Regions from separate parts of the Homo sapiens genome. Here all the other regions are linked to region 1. Evidence: read pairs that join two places in POLR2A ChIA-PET (ENCODE). Cell type or tissue: CD4-positive, alpha-beta T cell. All regions are shown on one strand. Region 1 overlaps GIMAP7 (GTPase, IMAP family member 7). Region 2 holds the start of GIMAP1-GIMAP5 (GIMAP1-GIMAP5 readthrough). Region 3 overlaps GIMAP1-GIMAP5 (GIMAP1-GIMAP5 readthrough). Region 4 holds the start of GIMAP2 (GTPase, IMAP family member 2). Region 5 overlaps LOC124901774 (a long non-coding RNA gene).

Evidence for each region. Peaks named below come from ENCODE experiments on the same cell type or tissue, not always from the same donor. Only the 100,000 strongest peaks of a DNase experiment are listed, where the experiment ranks them.
Region 2: POLR2A ChIA-PET joins it to region 1 with 31 read pairs; 7 of 35 experiments call an interaction of 5 or more read pairs at or near these places.
Region 3: POLR2A ChIA-PET joins it to region 1 with 11 read pairs; 7 of 35 experiments call an interaction of 5 or more read pairs at or near these places.
Region 4: POLR2A ChIA-PET joins it to region 1 with 22 read pairs; 6 of 35 experiments call an interaction of 5 or more read pairs at or near these places.
Region 5: POLR2A ChIA-PET joins it to region 1 with 11 read pairs; 8 of 35 experiments call an interaction of 5 or more read pairs at or near these places.

Annotation. Positions count from the first base shown.
Region 1 is chr7:150,518,351-150,522,350 of GRCh38, forward strand. GIMAP7 (GTPase, IMAP family member 7) reads left to right here. Exons shown (of 2, transcript NM_153236.4): 2 at 1,584-2,723. The coding sequence starts at 1,625. The coding sequence ends at 2,527. Among named protein-coding and RNA genes, the nearest start is that of GIMAP7, 5.5 kb to the left of the region's middle. In CD4-positive, alpha-beta T cell, no CTCF peak of the experiment used is centred here; a DNase peak (open chromatin) is centred at 2,041; H3K4me3 peaks cover 3,904 bases; H3K27ac peaks cover 3,201 bases.
Region 2 is chr7:150,714,596-150,718,595 of GRCh38, forward strand. GIMAP1-GIMAP5 (GIMAP1-GIMAP5 readthrough) reads left to right here and starts at 2,018. Exons shown (of 5, transcript NM_001303630.2): 1 at 2,018-2,095. GIMAP1 (GTPase, IMAP family member 1) reads left to right here and starts at 2,018. Exons shown (of 3, transcript NM_130759.4): 1 at 2,018-2,095. In CD4-positive, alpha-beta T cell, no CTCF peak of the experiment used is centred here; DNase peaks (open chromatin) are centred at 1,006, 1,420 and 1,956; H3K4me3 peaks cover 3,691 bases; H3K27ac peaks cover 3,849 bases.
Region 3 is chr7:150,729,730-150,733,729 of GRCh38, forward strand. The region is part of intron 2 of GIMAP1-GIMAP5 (GIMAP1-GIMAP5 readthrough); the gene reads left to right. Among named protein-coding and RNA genes, the nearest start is that of GIMAP5, 5.7 kb to the right of the region's middle. RefSeq lists an enhancer at 3,651-3,790. In CD4-positive, alpha-beta T cell, no CTCF peak of the experiment used is centred here; DNase peaks (open chromatin) are centred at 2,362 and 3,592; H3K27ac peaks cover 2,798 bases.
Region 4 is chr7:150,683,428-150,687,427 of GRCh38, forward strand. It overlaps GIMAP2 (GTPase, IMAP family member 2), which reads left to right and starts at 2,279. Exons shown (of 3, transcript NM_015660.3): 1 at 2,279-2,358; 2 at 3,625-3,660. The coding sequence starts at 3,633. It overlaps LOC124901774 (a long non-coding RNA gene), which reads right to left. Exons shown (of 4, transcript XR_007060589.1): 2 at 2,695-2,749. RefSeq lists an enhancer at 2,154-2,353. In CD4-positive, alpha-beta T cell, no CTCF peak of the experiment used is centred here; DNase peaks (open chromatin) are centred at 1,884, 2,244, 3,074 and 3,704; H3K4me3 peaks cover 2,529 bases; H3K27ac peaks cover 3,931 bases.
Region 5 is chr7:150,675,096-150,679,095 of GRCh38, forward strand. All of the region lies in intron 2 of LOC124901774 (a long non-coding RNA gene), which reads right to left. It also overlaps the pseudogene EIF2AP3. Among named protein-coding and RNA genes, the nearest start is that of GIMAP2, 8.6 kb to the right of the region's middle. In CD4-positive, alpha-beta T cell, no CTCF peak of the experiment used is centred here; a DNase peak (open chromatin) is centred at 1,966; H3K4me3 peaks cover 1,048 bases; H3K27ac peaks cover 3,085 bases.

The DNA of each region.
Region 1 (4,000 bases):
ATGCTGGGAAATGGATTTTTGCCATACCTATAGTAGAGAAATAGTGATCTCTGAGAATTTTTTATTTTTTCTATGTTTTTAATTATTTTTCTCTATTGTGAATGAACTTGGATATCTTTTTATGTATTCAAGGATAATTTATATATTTTTTTCTTTGGCCGTGGGTTCATATCTTGCCCGATTTTCTATCAAGTCATTGGTCTTTTGTTTCTTTACTTTTAGCTATTCTTCATACAGTAGGAAAAGTAGCCCTCTTTGAGATAAATCGGAAAAAATGTTTTCCTAGTTTGATATTTGTGTTTTAATTTGCCTATGGTGTTGTATGCCTTACATAATTTTTTGGATTTTTGTGTAATCAAACTTATCAGTCTTTTCCTTATACTATTTTAAATCTTAGTTATTAACATCCTCCCCACTCCCAGGTTACAAAAAATTTACCCGTGTTTCTCTTATTATTTATATGGGATAGTTTTTGCATTCAAATTTCTGATCTATTTGGAATTTGTATGATATGAGGAATTGGAGGCAATTTTATCTTTAAAATTGCATCCAATTATATGGTGGTATAGTTATTTCAGTGTTGCTAATAAAAGTGTCCATCATCTTTCCCATTGGTATGAGGTGTTGCTTCACAGAATGTAAGTTAATGTAATTGAATGGAATATAAATGAACATAAAATGAGCAATGGCCTATTTGTGAATTCTCTGTTTCTGTTTCATGGCCTGTCTCTATTCACTCACCAATATCACACTGCTTTAATTATAGAGATTATAATATTTAATTGTCTGGTAGAGCTAGTCTTCCCCTGTTCTTCTTTTCCTTGATTGTCTAGGCTAACTTGCATTTTCCTTCATCTGAATGAACTTTATAATCAACTATTTTAGTTCCAGAAAAAAAGATGACAAAATTGAAAAAATTATATTTGTATAAAATCATGTTAAAGAAATAGATATTTTTTCTGTTCTACAAACTACCGTAAACATGAATCAGTGTTAAATTTGGCCAAATATCTTTCCTGCATCTAGCTAATTTTCTTCTTAACCTATTAACGGGATGTGTTGTAACAATCAACATTCTCATATTGACCCACCATAGTATTTCTGAAATAAATCACACTTAATCACAGTCTATTATTTATTAGTGTCTAATAATTTATTTAGGATTTGTATATTAGTATTCACAAATGAGACACATCTTTAGTTTTCTTTATTGATGAAATATTTGTCAGCCTTTGGAATCAATATACTTGCTTCATAGAAAAAAAAAGTAACTTTTTCCTTCTTTTTATATGGCCAGGAGCAGTTTTAGGTAGCTTTGAGATCATCAGATCTTAAAAGGTTTAATAGAATTCACCTGTGAAACCATCTATACCTGGTACTACTTTGTGGGGAAACTCTTTAACTGCTTTCTCTATTATTTCTTCCATATTAATCGGACTATTTCATTTCTGTCTTTACTGTGATTAATATGGATAATAGGATATTACAAATTTTCAGGAAGAAAGAGAAAGCAGAAAAGAAGGTTGGGAATGGATCTCACTTACTAAAACTGGCTTTTTTTCCCCTATCTTCCCCTCCTTAAGGTCTTGTACGTGCCTAAGTTCTAGAGCCTCCTGACGTGAGCATGGCTGAGAGTGAGGACCGCTCCCTGAGGATCGTTCTGGTAGGGAAAACTGGAAGTGGGAAAAGTGCAACAGCGAACACCATCCTTGGAGAGGAAATCTTTGATTCTAGAATTGCTGCCCAAGCTGTTACCAAGAACTGTCAAAAAGCATCCCGGGAATGGCAGGGGAGAGACCTTCTTGTTGTAGACACTCCAGGGCTCTTTGACACCAAGGAGAGCCTGGACACCACCTGCAAGGAAATCAGCCGCTGCATCATCTCCTCCTGCCCAGGGCCCCATGCTATTGTCCTAGTTCTGCTGCTGGGCCGCTACACAGAGGAGGAGCAGAAAACCGTTGCATTGATCAAGGCTGTCTTTGGGAAGTCAGCCATGAAGCACATGGTCATCTTGTTCACTCGCAAAGAAGAGTTGGAGGGCCAGAGCTTCCATGACTTCATAGCAGATGCGGATGTGGGCCTAAAAAGCATCGTCAAGGAGTGCGGGAACCGCTGCTGTGCCTTTAGCAACAGCAAGAAAACCAGTAAGGCAGAGAAGGAAAGTCAAGTGCAGGAGTTGGTGGAGCTGATAGAGAAAATGGTGCAGTGCAACGAAGGGGCTTACTTTTCTGATGACATATACAAGGACACAGAGGAAAGGCTGAAACAACGGGAAGAGGTTTTGAGGAAAATCTACACTGACCAATTAAATGAAGAAATTAAACTAGTAGAAGAGGATAAGCATAAATCAGAGGAAGAAAAGGAGAAAGAAATTAAATTACTAAAATTAAAATATGATGAAAAAATAAAAAATATAAGGGAAGAAGCTGAGAGAAATATATTTAAAGATGTTTTTAATAGGATTTGGAAGATGCTTTCAGAAATATGGCATAGGTTTTTGTCGAAATGTAAGTTTTATTCTTCCTAATTTACTGTGATTTGTTAATGGATGAATTGTATTTTGCAAAGATAGTTAGAGAAATACCTCCTTCCCCTTAGCTTTATTAAGGTATCATTGATAAATAAAAATAAAATATGTTTAATGTATATAATGTGATTTTTAAATATATATATATATATACACACATTGTGAAATAATGAAATAAAGGTAATTAACACATCTAGCACCTCTCGGTTACTATTTTCTTTGGTGTGGTGAGAACATTTAAGGTCTACTCTCTTAGCAAATTGCAAAAATGCAATACAGTATTATTAAGTATAGTCATCATGCTGTATGTTAGATCTCCAGAGGAGGTTATTCATCCTGCATAACTAAAGTTTTGTACCCTTTGACCAACATTTCCCCATTTCCCCCAACACCCAGTCCCTGGCAATCAACATTCTATTCTTTGCTTCTGTGCATTCTACTTTATCAAATTCCACATGTAAGTGAGATCAAGCAGTGCCTGTCTTTCTGTGCTTAGCTTACTTTACTTAGCATACTGTCCTCTGGGTTCATCGATATTGTTGCAAACGACAAGATTTACTTCTTTTTCAAGGTTGAATAATGTTCCTTTATTAATGGAATGTTAATAATGCACTGCATTTTCTTTATTCATTCATCTGTCCATGGACGCACTTGGGTTATTTCCATATCTTGGCTATTGTGAATAATGTTGCAGTGAGCCTGGGAGTGCAGATATTTCTATAATAATGCTCATTGCAGCATTATTCACAATGGATAAAAATATATTTCAGTGGAATATATATGTAGTCGTTTATAAGCCACCTAGTTTATGGTATTTTTATAGCAGCCCAAATGGACTAATACCTAAAGGAAATGAAATATATCTTTATCCACTGGAATATATATATATATATATTCAGTGGAATGTGTATATTCAGGGGTCTCTCTTCAGCCTCTTTTATGAGGGCATTAATTTCATTTCTGGAGCTTCTGCCCCCATGACCTAATCACTTCCCTAGGGCCTACCTCCTTATACCATCACATTGGGGGTGAGGATTTCAACATATGAATTTTGGGGGGACATAATCATTTAGACCATAACATTCTGTTCCTGGCTCCCCAAAATGTATGCCCTTATCACATGCAAAATACATTACTTTCATCCCAGTAGCCTCAAAAATCTTGTTCCAACATCAATTTTAAAATGTAACTCCAAAGTCTCATCTAATTATCATCTAAATCAGATATGGGTGAGACTTAAGGTACAATTCATTCTGAGGCAAATTGCTTACCAGTTGTGAATCAGTGAAATCAAGTATATTATGAGCGTCAAACATACAATGGTGGGACAAGAATCAAATAGATGCAATAAAAAATGATAAAGGGGATATCACCACCGATCCCACAGAAATACAAACTACCATCAGAGAATACTATAAACACCTCTATGCAAATAAACTGGAAAATCTAGAAGAAATGGATAAATTCCTCGAC
Region 2 (4,000 bases), 200 kb after region 1:
AACCGTGAGCCAATTAAATCTCTTTTCTTTATAAATTACCCAATCTCGGGTATTTCTTTAAAGCAGCGTGAGGACGGACTAATACATTTTCTTCACTGCATTTATAAGGATACGGAAGAAAACAATGAACATGCAAAGACTGGAAAGAGAGGAAGGAAGCATTAATACAGGGTACAAAAGGAAGCCGGAGTTCTAGATATAATTCTGAGACTCAAGTGTAGTCAGGGTCTGAGCTTCACCTGGGTTTCCACAACTGATAGTAAGTATCAATGAATAATAATAGGCAACAAAGCCCAGAGACAGTGAGACATAATCAAGAGCTAATAGAAATGTAGAGGAAAATAAAGACAGAAACGGTTACTTTTCAATAGGAAGAAGATCCCAGAAAGCACCAGTAGGAAAGTGGAAATGTGGGACGGGAAGGGATAGTAGCCAATGCAAGTTGCATTAATGAGCACATTACCACTGTATACGGTGATGAGGATGTTCCCACTGCAGACAACTGGGTCTCAGTCCTGCTGGGGACTCAGCAATTTGTATGCAGTACATCACAGAGTTGTCTCACGTGGTGGACAACTTGATAAGTTGTGGTGTTTATCCATAAGTCCTAACTGACATTGATTGAAATCTGCTCCTAGGATATCAGCTCTGACAACTTCAGGCTGCTGCATGCATTACCTACATATACTTTTGTAGTCAGATAAACCCTCTGACAGAGAGTTATGAGTGGCTGAAGTAAGACATCATACACATGCATGGAAACAATAAATGGCCCGGAGCTGTTGAAGAGGCTCTGAAAGCGTCTTTATGAAAGGTACACGTCAAGTATCAAAGACTTATTCAAAGCTGATCTATGTGGCTTGGGCTAGGATGAGGCTAGTGAGAAGCCCTAGGCACCTCACTCTTAAGAAAACACTCACTCCCAGGGTCACCCACCTACAAGATCTGCACTTGGGTGACCTGAGAGTGAGTGCCTCCTTAAGCTGTGTGCTCTAGATGCCCCACCTGCCTCACAATAGCCCCAGCCCTGCCGGTCTACTGGGAGAATGACAGGCTCCCTGTTTCAGCAATGATGAATGGAAACAGTGGACATGTCAGATATCCAGGAGACTCTGTGCCCCCAAAAAGATGGGAAACAGTAAAAGCTGGGTCTCTTCCCTACCAGAAAAAAAGTGGTCTGGCATGAAAGAGGTTAAAAAGCAGATCCTATCCAGTAGGGTAAGACTCGGGTTATTGTCTTCCCCATATACTCCAGAAAGCCAACTCCAGAAAGTTTAAATGAGTTAGGTGAGGTCCTATAGCTGGTTAATGACCTAACCAGATATGCAGCCTGCTCCTCTGTAGCCTTCTTACCACCCAGTGATTCGCTTTTTTGCTGACCTCATGATGCTCTTGAGAGAAGATAGAATAACTAGAACTGGTGATACCAACATAGACGACTAGACTAAAGCCTCCTAATAAGGCTAAATTGAAGATAGTGCGAAGGTGTTCATCCTCAACATACCAGTTCACCCTCAAGTCCTTCAATAGCTGGGAAAGCCCTCCTCTCTCAGAGAATGATAAGACTTTGCCTTCAGGTTTTTCTGGCAGACTGGATCTGGGGCTGGCACTGGCCACATGAATGTCTAATTAATGGACAGATGATGAGAACAGCTATTACGTTATTTGTTCCGGGGCAGGAGACTCTCTGGGCCTATTTTATATGGGGAAATGTCCCTATAGGGCAAAGGCAACTGAAGATTAGCTCAGTAATCAATTTTAGAAGTACAGTCAGGCCTCAGAGACTACAACATCCCTCCCTTCTTAGAGCATGGCAAGATATTTGACATCATGAGGCCCTGCTGGAGACACATAACCTCAGTCACAGCAGAAAGTAGAGTCGGTAGGAGAAGTATTGCCAACCCACAGCTCAATGGGAAATGTTTCTGTCTCTTTAAACCATAACCATGGGGCCCACCCTGAGCTTCCTGATTTCTGAAGTCTGAGTGATTTCCTCCGTGTGCCGAGAGGAAACAGCCTTCTGCACTCACAGCCGAAGGGAAAGCAGCAGGTTGGGGCTTCTTGTGGCCAACTTCAGAGCCTGTCACCAGGAAAGGTGAGCCTGAGCCTGGGAGTGGCGGGGGCTGGGGGTGCTCTGAGAACCAGAAAGAACATGATTCCTAGAGTGTTTACTGCCTGAACACTTGCATTCTACAAGGCATCATGCAGGCGAGCAAGATCTGGAACAATCAAGGACATACTTCCAGGTTTTTAAGTAGGCAAAGTTCAGAGGAAATTTTAGGATCATCTTCTCCAGCTCTGGAGCACACACGTTCTTGGTGGGGAGTGAAATCTGTCTCCTCCCACATTCCCTTAACAAAGTAAGAAAAGAGTGTGCTGGAACCACCTCCAGGAATAAAATACAGTTTGAAAGGCATTAAACATTCCTCAAGCTCCCTATTGAGCAAAGGCAAAAGATATTTCTATGGCCCCATAAGCCATCTAACCTCGGAGTGAGTTACGACGTGACAAGACTGGGTACATTTGAACTCTCCTCCTCACTGTCCACAGAAGGGGCCCCTGAGGAGACATCTGAGATTAATATCTTGGTCTTCAACCCCTTTCCCTGCATGGCCCCTTAAACATCTGCTCCCTTAATTCAAGCTTCTCCTGCTCCAGCCACGGGGACACCTCAAATTCCCATCTGTACAATAAAGGGGGTTGCAAAAATGACTGATGTCCAAGTTCTGAGCTGTGGACATCAGAAACATTTAATTCATGAATCAGAATCTCAGGATGGATCCAAGAGATGTACATTTTTAAAGAACATTCAAGTAATTCTGAGAAGCAGCACATTTGAGCGGTGAAGAACTCAATAAACTTTGCGGTCTCTTAAAGTGTTAGGAATACAGGATTCTATAAGTGTACATTCCTCAATGATTAAGGGCCATTTGTCACCTCAGAGTTCAGCTGGGTCTTACTTTCCTTTAAAAAAAAAAACTATTTAAAATCATTTCAACCCCTCTTCTAAACTATGGAAAATTCCAAAGGCCTATCCAGAATTCTGCAGCACTGGAAAAAGAAATTCTCATTTTCTTGGTTGACAAGGACATTTTGCTTCATCTAAATTCTTTTCTCTGAATCTTGCAACTGTTTCTTCATTTCTGCTTTGATGTCATTTATGATCATCTGTTCATTCCTACATGCAAAATAATTAATCACATAAGGCCCATGGAGTGAATTTTATTGAAGGCTTTGGGGAGGGCCAGTAGAGTTCCTGCAGAAACAGAAACAGCTCTAGATTTAATATGAGGCAAATCTGTTCTCCAAGTCCTTCAATCAAAGACAAGTTACTCAGCCAGCCTCTCTCTCTGCCCCTCCTTCATGTGTGGTGCCAATGGGAGAGAACACAGGTATCCAAGTGACCAGGGTGCAAGACACAACAAGTTTGACATGGATGGTGAGGCACAGACAGATGGTCGGGGAGGATCAATAGTCCTAGGAGGGGAAGCCGAGTGGGTTGGAAAGGCCCTGAAATCTGCTGATTGTGAAGTAGCTGACCGAGTGGGGTATTGTCTGGGAATGAGGCTGGAGACATAGATGCAGGGAGAAGTGAATTTGTGTTCAGGAGCTTGTGTGATTAGGCAAACTGGATCACAGAGGGTTTAGCTGTATTACACAATGTTAGATTTCAGCATAATCACATTTGGAGGGGAAGCAACTTCAGGAGTTGAAGGGAAGTGTTCAAGTCTCTCCAGCACAGATATCGTATTTAGACATCTCTAAACAAACCAAATTATTTGATTTTAAGAAAACAGAGTTAGGGGCCCTCCAGATCTACTTGGGAGATCTGTTCAATTTCCAAAAGAAAAATCCCAATTTTCTTCTTTCTTCCCAGGTCAGCCACTTGAAGGTGGGTGCCTAAGTCACTGGGCACATTTTCTGGTTCTGAGGGTTTACCTAATCTTCCCCCAGCTGCTGAATCCCCTGATATCTCTAGCTTATGTCAGTGATATAGAAT
Region 3 (4,000 bases), 210 kb after region 1:
GAAATGTAATCTCTAATGTTAGAGGCAGGACCTGGTGGGAAGTGTTTGGGTCATGGGAGTGGATCCTTCATAGAAGGATTGGTGCTGTCCTCACTGCAGTGAGTGAGACCTGGTTATTTGGAAGTGTGTAGCACCTCCCCCACACTTTGCTGTTACTCTCATCGTGTGACATGCAGGCTCCCCTTTGTCTTCCACAATGATTGGAAGCCTCCTGAGGCCCTCACCAGAAGAAGATGCCAGCACTGTGAGGCCCTCACCAGAAGAAGATGCCAGCACTGTGCTTCCTGCACAGCCTGCAAACTGTGAGCCAAAATAAATGTATTTTCTTTATAAATTACTCAGTCTCAGTATTTCTCTATAGCAATGCAAAAACAGCCTAGCACAGGAATCCAGACATGGCTTAGATGGATCCTCGACTCAGGGTTTTGTGAAGCTGAAATCGAAGTCTTACCCATGCTGCCATTTGGAGCTCAGGGTCCTTTTCCAACTTCATTCGGGTTGTTGGCAGAATTCAGTTGTTTGTGGTTGAAAGACTGTTGTTGTGGGTAGATCCTAGAGGCTGCCCCTCTCCATATATTCACAGGCAGTTTAAAGCATGAATGTTTTCTTTCTTAAAAGCTGGAAGTATCTCTTGCTCTTAAGGCTTCTTTTAATTAGGTGAGACCTACCCAGAATAATCTCCCCTTTAACTAATGCAAAACTAGCTGATTAGAGACTTTAATTAAATTTGCAAAATCCCTTCACTTCTACCATGTAAACCAATCATAGGAATGTCATTCATTCTATTCACAGGTCTTCCCACACTAAAGAAGAAGAGATTATCCAGGGCATGTATACTAGTTTATGGGAATCTTGGAGCCCACCTTAGAATTCTGCCTATCACAGTCATAGAGATGGCTTAAAAGAATGAGGAAATAAACATCATGAAAACACTCATCAAAAAAAAGCTGGAGAACCTACATTAATATAACATAGATCCGTAGTCCACAGAGCAAGGAATATTGTCAAGGATAAAGATGGACATTATATGATGATAAATGTGTTAATGTATCAGAAAAATATAAGAATCCTTAGAATATTTGCACCTAAAAACAGAGCTTCAAAATACATGAAGCAAAACTAAAGAAACCAAAAAGATACATAGACAAATCCAAAATTATACTTGGATACTTTAAACCTTCTTTCTCAGTAATCAATAAAACATGTAGACAGAAAACCGTAAGAATACGGAAGGTACAAGACTGGATACATTCCCTTAAGTTCAGGAAAAGGCCAGAATGTCCCTCATTGCCACTCCAATTTAATGTTTTGATAGAGATCCTGCCAGTGAAAGGAGGCAAAGAAAAGAAATTAAAAGCACACAGATTGGAAAGAACAGAATAAAAACTGTTTTTATTTGCAGATGACATAATTTTCTATGAAGAAAATCTCAATCAAGAAAAAATTCTAGAACTAATAAATTAACAAGGTCAGAAAATACAAGGTCAACAAACAAAAATCAATTATGTTCTTGCATACTTGTAATGAATGACTGGAAACTGAAATTAAATCATCAATACCTTTTATAGTACCATTAAAATTATAAAATATTGGGATTAATCTAAGGTTTTTACACTGAAAACTACAAAACATTGATGAGGAAAATCAAACAAGACCTAAATAACTGGAACAATATTATGCCATGTCCATGAATCAGAAGATTCAATATTATTCAGATATCAGTTATTTCCAAATGAATCTGTAGAGTCATGCAATCACAATCAAAATCTGGAAGGATTTTCTTATATATTTTTCAAGCTGATTCTAAAATTTATATTTAAAAACCAAAACCATTTTGAAAAAGAAAAAGAGAATTTCCACTTCCTGATCACAAGATTTATATATAGCTGCCATCATCATAACGGTGAGGTACTGGTGAAAATCAGACATAAAGATCAATGGAACAGAATACAGTTCAGAAATAGACATATATATATGATCAATTAATTTTTGAAAGGGTACCAAAGTAATTTAATAAAAAAGGATACTCCCTGCAAGATAAGTTGATGGAATGAAAAACTGGACATATATTTGCAAAAAAAATCTTGATTTATATCTCACGCCATATACTAAAATTAACTAATGTGGTCTTCTGAAAACGGTTTCTCTAGACTGCAGTCTCCTTATCTGTAATATGGGGGAGGAAAGGACTAGTTTACATGATCCCCAAGATTCTTCTAGCTCTCACCTTCTGTGCCTGTGCCTTTTTCCTTTCCCTTCCACACAACTCAGTTATTCACTGGGTTAAACTCAAATGGCAGACGTGTACATGCAAGTCTCCATGAGGCTTATGGCAGCACAGGCTGTAGTTTTCATAGAAAAGCCACAGGAGGTATGACTTCTAATGTTGTCACTGAACTGTTTCTAACACTTCTTGTGCAAATCAACTGCCTTCACACATTCAGCTTTGCCTCCACTTTTTATCATTGCTCTTGCTGTGTTTTCCCTTCTCTGAAAAAGCAAATAGGCAGCCACTGTGGTCCTTGCTTAGGCTCCCAGGATACAGAAGCATCCCCAGGCCAGGAACCCCATGTCCTGGATCTGGGAAAACCTGGCCTTGACAGAGACGGTGGGGCAGCTTGGGAGCACTGCTTGGGGCAGAATCTGACAGAATCTCCTGATAGCTTCAGGAGAGGAGGTCTGATAGCTTCAGGAGAGGAGGAACCAGAGATCTTGGGGTGGGATATGTTAAAAGACAATGTGCACCCCAAGAAGCCTGGGCCAGTCCTACAGATGTGCCTGTTGGTAACTCTGATACCCCATGATGTCAAATGTCAATAGTAATTTCAGACAGAAGGAAAGCAAGACCCAGACAGCAGGACTTTGTATATTATATTTTTTTCATCAAAAGTAGAGCTTCCCAACTTTTTCATGTCGATGTCCACATGGTAACATTTGTCACAACATAGTGTGTAAACAGAAGAGGCTGCTCTCAACCTCAGATGCAACTGATCTCAGGCCTCGAGCCACCTTGGGGTTTTGGGGGGCTCTTTGTCTCCCCTCTGAAGGGTGAGGGGGAAAATATCTCAACAAACCTATAATTGATAGACAGCTCAAGGGCCGAGAATTTCCAATGTAATGACTCAAAAGGAAATCAGCCTGGTGAGGGTACACCTCAGCAAGCTCAGAAACATTATTCGTGACAGGAAGATATCAGCTTGTGGATCCCAAGATGCTCACCAGGAGACATTCAGTTGCAGGTGATAATGTCAGGGTAGAGGAGGGTCTCATTAGGCTTTCAGGAGGGTCCACCCCACTCCAGATGCAACAGGAGCTGTCCTCCATGGTGCCAGCCAGGAAATCTTCAGGGACCTTATCATCCCATCTGGACCTCATCTAACTCATCTAATAAACAACTAGAGGAGAGCGTCAAGGCATGCATTCAGTCCTGCTGCTCCCTCTTGGCCTTTTGAGCTAACTAAATGGGTGAAGGTTCTACTCTAAATGCAATGCTATGGAATTAGACAACTAGACATCAGCTACCCAGACAACTCCAGAGGTCATGACAACAAGCTCTTAAACCTGCTCTAGGCACTGTCCTGCCCTGACACCTACATACTCTCTGCTTCCTTTAAAATAACCGCTTCAAAGGGCCCCTTCTCCACCTCCAGTCAACCTTGATCACATGTCCAAGTTCTACTCCACACCTCAGGGCTTTCTCCTTGGGGTTGGTCCGTTTTGACCTCTTTTCTTCCCAAAATCCTGCTTAATACATTGTCTAAAACTGTGCTATCATGTATTTTTTACCATGACCCTCAGTTTTATACTGCTTCCCAGAGCTTACATACACTCATATTTTGTGTGACTAATTTTGATAGTTTCTATTCTACTCTATTTCATGTTTTGATGCTCTACAATGGGGTGTATGAAATACACTTGTCCAAAACATTCATTTGGGACCCTTACTCATTGTCTTTCATTTGCATAAGTCTTGTCTCTCTAATAAGATTTCAGATTCCTT
Region 4 (4,000 bases), 170 kb after region 1:
TACACAATGTTTTGTATCATCTTATTGAGAATGATATACTCTATAATTGCACTGTTCAAAACGGTAACCACTAGCCACATGTGGCCGTTTAATTATATGATTTAAAATTAAAATGTAAAATTCAGTTTCTCCATCACATTGGCCACCTTGCTAGTGCTCAACAGCCACATGTGCTAGTGGCTGCCATATTGGACAGGGCAGACAGTAAACATGTCCATCACAGAATTCTCTATTGAACAGTACTGCTTTATAAATAAACACTTTACAAGAAACCACAGAACAATTGTCAAATACATCTCAATATGACTGCAGGAAATCTGTGGTCTATTCTTTCGGCTTGACCCATTTTCCAAAATTGCCTTGAACCATGGGAATAAAATGAATTTTAAAATGTCATAGTACTCTAAAACATGCACCTCTACTCAGCCCCTGCCCTCTCCTTCCTCACCTCCTCCCAACATCTATCTTACTCCTCCTTTAAGGCTGTAGTCACATCACTTACTAGAACCATGGGACATAGGGGAAATGTTCCATGTATGCTCATGTTCAGAAGGGACAGGAGTGAGAAGGCTTGAACAAGAAATTTCATGAGGGAGATATTTAAAACTGTGCTTGGAAGTCTCTACAGATGATCTAAAAGATGAAGCAGGAGAAGCAATATTTGCATCTCCAAACCTAGAGGAACAGTGCAAAAACAGAAGGACCTATCTCCAGTTGCTGGGAGTGAGACCAGTTGTTAGCTCTCAGCTGTTGAGCCGTCAGACCTGTCCAGAAATTAGCTTATGCTGAAGAGAGATGCCCTATGTAAGTCAAGTGTCTTTTCCAGAGGAAGTTTGCATCCGATGGGGATTATAAAGTTCTGCTCACTCTCCTTCATTCTGAAAGTCCAACCAAACTTTAGAACTCCCTGTAGAGTCTATATTTGTTGTGACTACATCTCAGTCTCACTTCTCCCTGCCTAATCCTGGGTTCTTCCCTTCTCCCTCTAGCACATTTCCTGAGAAGATTCCCTAATAAACTTCCTTCATCCATTTTATCTTCATCTCAACAGTCTGTATTCCTAGGAACCCAAACCTTTGCACATGTACATGTACATATCACTTATGTTAGGAAACGCAGTGATGTAATTTGCAATATTAGTAGGTCAAAAGGAAAAAGACATGGAATTATATCAGTCAACGTCAAAATAAAATTTTCTAAATTTATACCACAGATAAAAGACTTTAATGAAATAGGACTAAGCAAAGTATAGCCACACTGATTTTAAAATAAACTAATTAATTTCCAATAACCAACATCAATATTAATGATAAGATATTAGGTGCCCTACAGGTAAATAAATAATAAAAGCACATTAACTCACTTTTGAAAAGGTAGCAAGCAATTGTAATTATACAAGAGAAAGCAACATAAGATATTTTTGGAAACAAGGAGGGAAAATTATCACTATTTGCAACTGAGTCTATGATAAACCTGGAAACTCCAAGACAATCAAAAGGAAATGTTTTAAATGCTAGGATGTGGAGAAATAAGAACACTTTTACACTGTTGGTGGGACCGTAAACTAGTTCAACCATTGTGGAAGTCAGTGTGGCGATTCCTCAGGCATCTTGAACTAGAAATACCATTTGACCCAGCCAACACTCCAGAGTATTACTATAGACATTTCCTAGACAATTTCTCCCCACAGGGAGGTTCTCTGAAATTACAGAGCTGGACAGGGAAGAAAGGCCCAGAATCCTAGAAGCCATGAATGAGTTATGTAAAAATGTTTTGATGGTTAATGATCCTTACAATCAGACTCAGACAAAAATGTCCCCTCTCAGGTTCCCCTTTCTGTGCCCTTCTTCCCCTGGGCAGTGCCTATCAGAGGCTCCTCTTCTCTCCCAGTGGCATCTGCTTTAGAACAATCCCTGCTGCTGGTGTCAATGAGGTTTAAGCCCTTCTCAGGGGGCCATTTGCATCTAGACAAACTTCTAACTGTTGGGACATATCCCAGCTGGGAAGGACTGAAATCCACCAACTTCCTTGGCATTCATGCCTTTCTTTCCAGTCCAGATGAAATCATTAAAACACTCTTTTTTCACTTTTGAGAAGAAGAGACAGTTGGCCCACATGACAGCAAATAACTACTGATTAACTTTCCATTTAAACTGTTTATTTTGCATAATGGCATGAAAGAGAATTTCAAACACAGGCACGTGGTGGCGTTCATTAGCAGTCAGGAAGCTCAGGAAGATTCAAGAGAGGAAGAAGACCGACTGGAGTCTCGGTTTTACTTTCTTTTTCTCTTGGAGCTGAGCTATAAGACAACAGGACTGAACAGGGAGCCAACTGTTTCTTTGAACAGTAAATCAGGTAAGCCCAGATTTACGAAAAGTTCTGCAGTGTTGATTTCTAGGTCCCAAGCCATGCACAAACATTTTCATTTTTCTTAGAACAAATTTGTCCTATTTTAAGAGAAGCAATTTAGAGTGACTGCCTTTTCCTTAAGTGGAGCCAGTTTACAGGAAACCGATGTAATTTACTTTACACATTACTGGCAAAGAAAGAATTTCCATAGTATAAAGTCAATAAAAAGTGCTAACTGGGAAGAATTTGGGCATTAATCGGTGGCTTTCAGTTTTCTGTGCTTGTACGCTTGGTCTATGCCTGCCAGATTTAAGCAAGAGAAACTAGCTGATGAAAACGTACCGATATTTCTCACTCCATAGTAGTTCCTACATTGCAAGGGCTTCATAACCAGGGGCTGTTGGGGAATGAGAAAAATTCAAGCCATTAATGGATCAAGTGAAGTGTATTTCCAGCTTAAAGGACTGCACGGTTTCCCAGAGTCATAATCTTCATTCACTGAGTCTCTCAGCAAAGACTCAACATGAGGGAGGAGGTTTGGAGAGAGTAGAGGAGGGAAGGAGGCAAGGTGGGAAAAGAAAGAGAGGGAAAGGGAGGACTGAGCCTAAGGTGTAAGGGAAGGCACACCTACAGAGAAAGCTGACAGAAGCGAAGAGTGTGCAGGCAAAACAAAAACAGAAGGGAGCCGGGCTGATCTGTGAGAGGACGGGAGGAAGAAAGCGAGAGAGAGCTGGGCATGAGGCTTACAAATGAAACCCACTTCTCAGCCCCTCAGCAAGTGATTCCAGTTCTCTGTAAAGTAGGAAGTCATTCCTTTCCCACCCACCTTGTCCCTTATGAGTAGACAAATGAAACATGGTTGTTTAGAAATATAAGGATCTTGGCCTAGTGTGATGGCTCACGCTTTTAATTCCAGAACTTTGGGAGGCCGAGGCTGGTGGATCATTTGAGGTCAGGAGTTTGAGACCAGCCTGGCCAACATGGTGAAACCCTGTCTCTACTAAAACTACAAAAATTAGATGGGCATGGTGGTGCACACCCATAATCCCAGCTACTCGGGAGGCTGAGGCAGGAGAATCACTTGAACCCAGGATGTGGAGGTTGCAGTGAGCCGAGATCGCACCACTGCACTCCAGCCTGGGTGACAGAGTGAAACTGTGTCTCAAAAAAAAAAAAAAAAAAAAGAAAGAAAGAAAAAGAAAAGAAAAGAAATATAAGAATTTTTCATGATTTAGAACTGAAAAATAAGTTTCTTGTCTCTCTGTTTCTCAGGAACACCAATGGACCAAAATGAACACAGTCACTGGGGTAAGAAGGTGACTTCACGTGTGTGTGTGTGTGTGTGTGTGTGTGTGTGTGTGTGTGTGTGTGTGTGTTTGGCTCTTCTGATGATGTTGGGGCAAAATAAACAAGGGTGAAGGATCTTATTCTAACTCCCACAGCTACCACCACCAGCAGCTGAAAATTGTGGGGTTTTGTTTTCTTTGTTTGTTTGTTTGTTTGTTTGTTTTGAGACAGTGTCTCTCTCTGTCACCCAGGCCGGAGTGCAGTGGCGCAATCTCGGCTCACTGCAACCTCCACCTCCCAGGTTCAAGTGATTCTCCTGCCTCAGCCTCCCAAGTAGCTGGGACTAAAGGCACACACCACC
Region 5 (4,000 bases), 160 kb after region 1:
TGTTTTCACTGGGTAATGAGGTTCTCACGGGCACCACCTTTGGCTCCACTGGATGTTCATCCCTTCCTTCCTGGGTTTCCTATTTTGCAAATGGTGCCATAATCTGTCCAGTTGTCCATGCCAGAAGCCTTGACTCTTTCTTCCAATAAATAATAAAAGAGTTGTGTATTATAAAGGCTTCATATCTCTCTGGAGCATCCACTTTTTTTTTTCCTTATCTCTACTTGAGTTATGGTCACCATCATTTCTGGACTGGATTGTTGCAACTTCTTCTTTGGATTGAACCTGTTTCAAGGCTTGCTTCTCTCAAATTACCTTTCACACTGCAACCATAATGCTATATATTTATAAGACAAATATAATTGTGAGATGATGTCAGTGGGAATAGCAGAATAATGCCCTCCAAAAATCTCCACAAAAATAGAGAACACTGTCAAAAAATAGTCAGAATCAACTCTTTGTTTTTTGTTTTTGTTTTTATTTTTGTTTTTCAGAACTCTGTGTATCAACCCAACGCTTGAAGTAATATAGAGAGTGTTCATTCAAGAAAAATAGTAAGAATAGTGAGTTCTGTCATGTTTCAACCTGCCCCTTTCTCATTACCCCCACTCTGCAGTAACCTTGAAAACCAAAAAACTAAAATCACTATGAAAACTAGCAGCCTGGAAGCCACTGAAGGCAGCTGAATGGAGTTAGAGCCCCTTAAAAGTCCCATTTCTAAAACAATGTCATTATTTGACCTGTCTAGTGGTGCCCTGGGAGATCCCACTTACAACTCAGGAATGGAAAACCAAATAGTGTATTTTCTCATTTCTTAGTGGGAGCTAAGCTATGCGGATGCAAAGGCATGAGACCGATATAATGGACAGAGGAACTGGGAGGGGGGAAGATTGGGAGGGGGATGAAGGATAAAAGATGATACATTGGGTCCTGTGTACTCTGCTTGGGTGATGGGTGCACTAAAATCTCAGAGAACACCACTACATAACTAATCCATGTAACCAAAAACCACCTGTACCCCAAAAACTATTGAAATAAAAATAAAAATTTAAAAAGGAACAAGGTAATGAAAAAGAATAAATATAGTACTAGTTTAAAAGAAAGAAAAATCCTGAAATCTTCCCCACTGTTTCTAAGAGTCCTCTTTTTCCTCAGCCTTTTCTTTACCTCCTCAGTCCTACAGAATTATGCACTGTTTCTTTGTTGGTGCAAGACTCCAAAAGCCTAAAATGTGGTGTTTTTACTGTTACTTAAAAAAAAAAAAAAACACCCTGGTATTCACACACACAATTATTCCTATTTGACTTTTCCTTTACTGTTGTTTCAGTTTCAGGAACTTTTACTGAAGATTCTGCAGAGAACATGCAGAGTCAGCATGCAGCCTTCCTTCCTGATTTTGATCACTCTTCCTTTTGCTCCTTCCTCTTTTAAAAAAATGTAAGATGCTTTTATTGGTGTCTTTGAGAGTCTGTTCTTTAGTGGATAATAATATCTCTGTTTTAGTCTGTCAAGCTTTGGTTAAAAAAACTCATTCCTACCCCCTTCCACATTATATTGAAAGGTGGAAAAAGTCCATTTAATAAACATTTAAAAACCCCATATATTCAGAACATTGGATGCATTATAAATGATCATCAAGTGTGGGCGTAAGAATGTTTAGAGTACCCCATCAGGTTTAAAGAGAAGATATATTTACACTGATTTCTGGCATGCAATTTATGTTCTTTAAATATCTAAAAGACTCATTTCTAAATCTTCTAGCTCCTGGAGAAGGGCTGTCTCTTTTTGAATTTTCTACAGCTGCTTTTTTTCCCAGCTGTTTGCCAGTTGCTGCTTGTTATTTCAGTTGTTTGATTGTTTTCAGTTTCTTAGGTTCTCATGTTTTCCCCGCTATCTTAAAATCTCTTCATGTTGGCTGAGAGAACAAATTTTGGGGTGTGTTTCCTGTTTTGCAGTGACTGGCTTCATGCTTCCTTTGTTCTTAGGGGATGTTTTGGGAAATGGCTTGTTATTTGCCCTTGTAGTTTCATATTCTCTGCGGCCCCTCCTCATGCAGCTTAAGATCAACGACTTGTTCATTTCTTCTAACTGGAGTTCTAAAAGTCATTGCAATATTGGCTCCTCACAGGGTACTTAGAACTGCTTGATAAGTTATTGATCTTATTGGAAATACTATGTCCAGAATTTTTCACTAAGGATTTCTGCATTTGATGGCGTGATATTCTTGTGCAAGATAGAGCTAGTATAATGGAAAATCTCGCACCCATTATTAACACATAACCTGGGGGCACATGTAGTAGTTGTTGCAAGACAGGTTCAGTATGCAAGTATCAGTCATGTATTACACCATATTAATAGAATGAAGGACAAAAATTGCATGATCATCTCACTGGATGCAGAAAAAACATTGTACAGCTCTTTATCTGGGCACCAAGCAAAGTATGTAAAATTTGAAGCCATAGGTTTGGAAATAAGTTTGTGGTTTTTAACACCCCACAATTTGTCCCCTTGATTTCCAAACCCCTGCAGTAGTAATATGTATGAATACAGTGGTAATATGTATGAAGGCTATAGTAGACTGTATTACAAGAGCCAGTTCCAAAGTCAAGTTTACAATCACACAGCAAGTAGAGAATTGCTGCTTTGACAAGAGTTTTCCTAGAGGGCCCAACTCATTATAAATGGGATCACTCTTCAGTATTTACATTATAGCATTTTATTTGTTGCAATATAGAAACATGTTTGTTATTGACAGTAGAAAACTATGGTTTTGTCAACATCTGCACTACCTATTACCAACTCACCAGTAGCTTTTAGATTGTATTTTAGTTCTCACTACTAATGTTACTTTGCCTCAAACCAGGAAACAGGCACCATCTTGGAAGCAAGGAGTAAGCCTTTACCAGGCACAGAATCTATTGTAAGATACTATTTGTAGAATAATATATTCAGTGAAAATATATTTCAAAATGAGACATTAAGGTTGAAACAGACATTAAGGTTGAAAAAGAAGGAGTTGCTGTGAATACAATCACACTTCAAGATAAGAAAATTTTCCTTCCTTCCTTCCTTCTTTCTTTCTTTCTCTTCTTTTTCTTCTTTCTTTTTTTCACATTTATTCCCCTTTTATTAACTGATTTGAAAGGCAACTTTAAAAAACAATGTGTATATTATTGTATTGTAGAATCTATAACATAGAAAAATATAATGTTTACTAGTAAAAGCACAGAGAAGGTGATGGGAATAAAGCTATATTGGAGTAAGAAAATGACAAGATGGGGGAGGAGCCAGTGGCCGAATAGGAACAGCTCCAGTCTACAGCTCCTAGCATGAGCGACGCAGAAGACGGGTGATTTCTGCATTTCTAACTGAGGTACTGGGTTCATCTCACTGGGGAGTGCAGGACAGTGGGTGCAGCACACTGTGCGTGAGCCAAAGCAGGGCAAGGCATTGCCTCACCTGGGAAGTGCAAGGGGTCAGGGAATTCCCTTTCCTAGTCAAAGAAAGGGGTGACAGACAGCACCTGGAAAATCGGGTCACTCCCACCCTAATACTGAGCTTTTCCAATGGGCTTAACAAACAGCACACGAGGAGATTATATCCCACGCCTGGCTCGGAGGGTCCCACGCCCACGGAGTCTCGCTCATTTCTAGCACAGCAGTCTGAGATCAAACTGCAAGGCAGCAGCGAGGCTGGGGGAGGGGCGCCCGCCATTGCTGAGGCTTGAGAAGGTAAACAAAGCAGCCAGAAAGCTCAAACTCGGTGGAGCCCACCACAGCTCTAGGAGGCCTGCCTGCCTCTGTAGGCTCCACCTCTGGGAGCAGGGCACAGACAAACAAAAGGCAGCAGTAACCTCTGCAGACTTAAATGTCCCTGTCTGACAGCTTTGAAGAGAGTAGTAGTTCTCCCAGCACGCAGCTTGAGATCTGAGAATGGGCAGACTGCCTCCTCAAGTGGGTCCCTGACCCCCGAGTAGCCTAACTGGGAGGCATACCCCAGG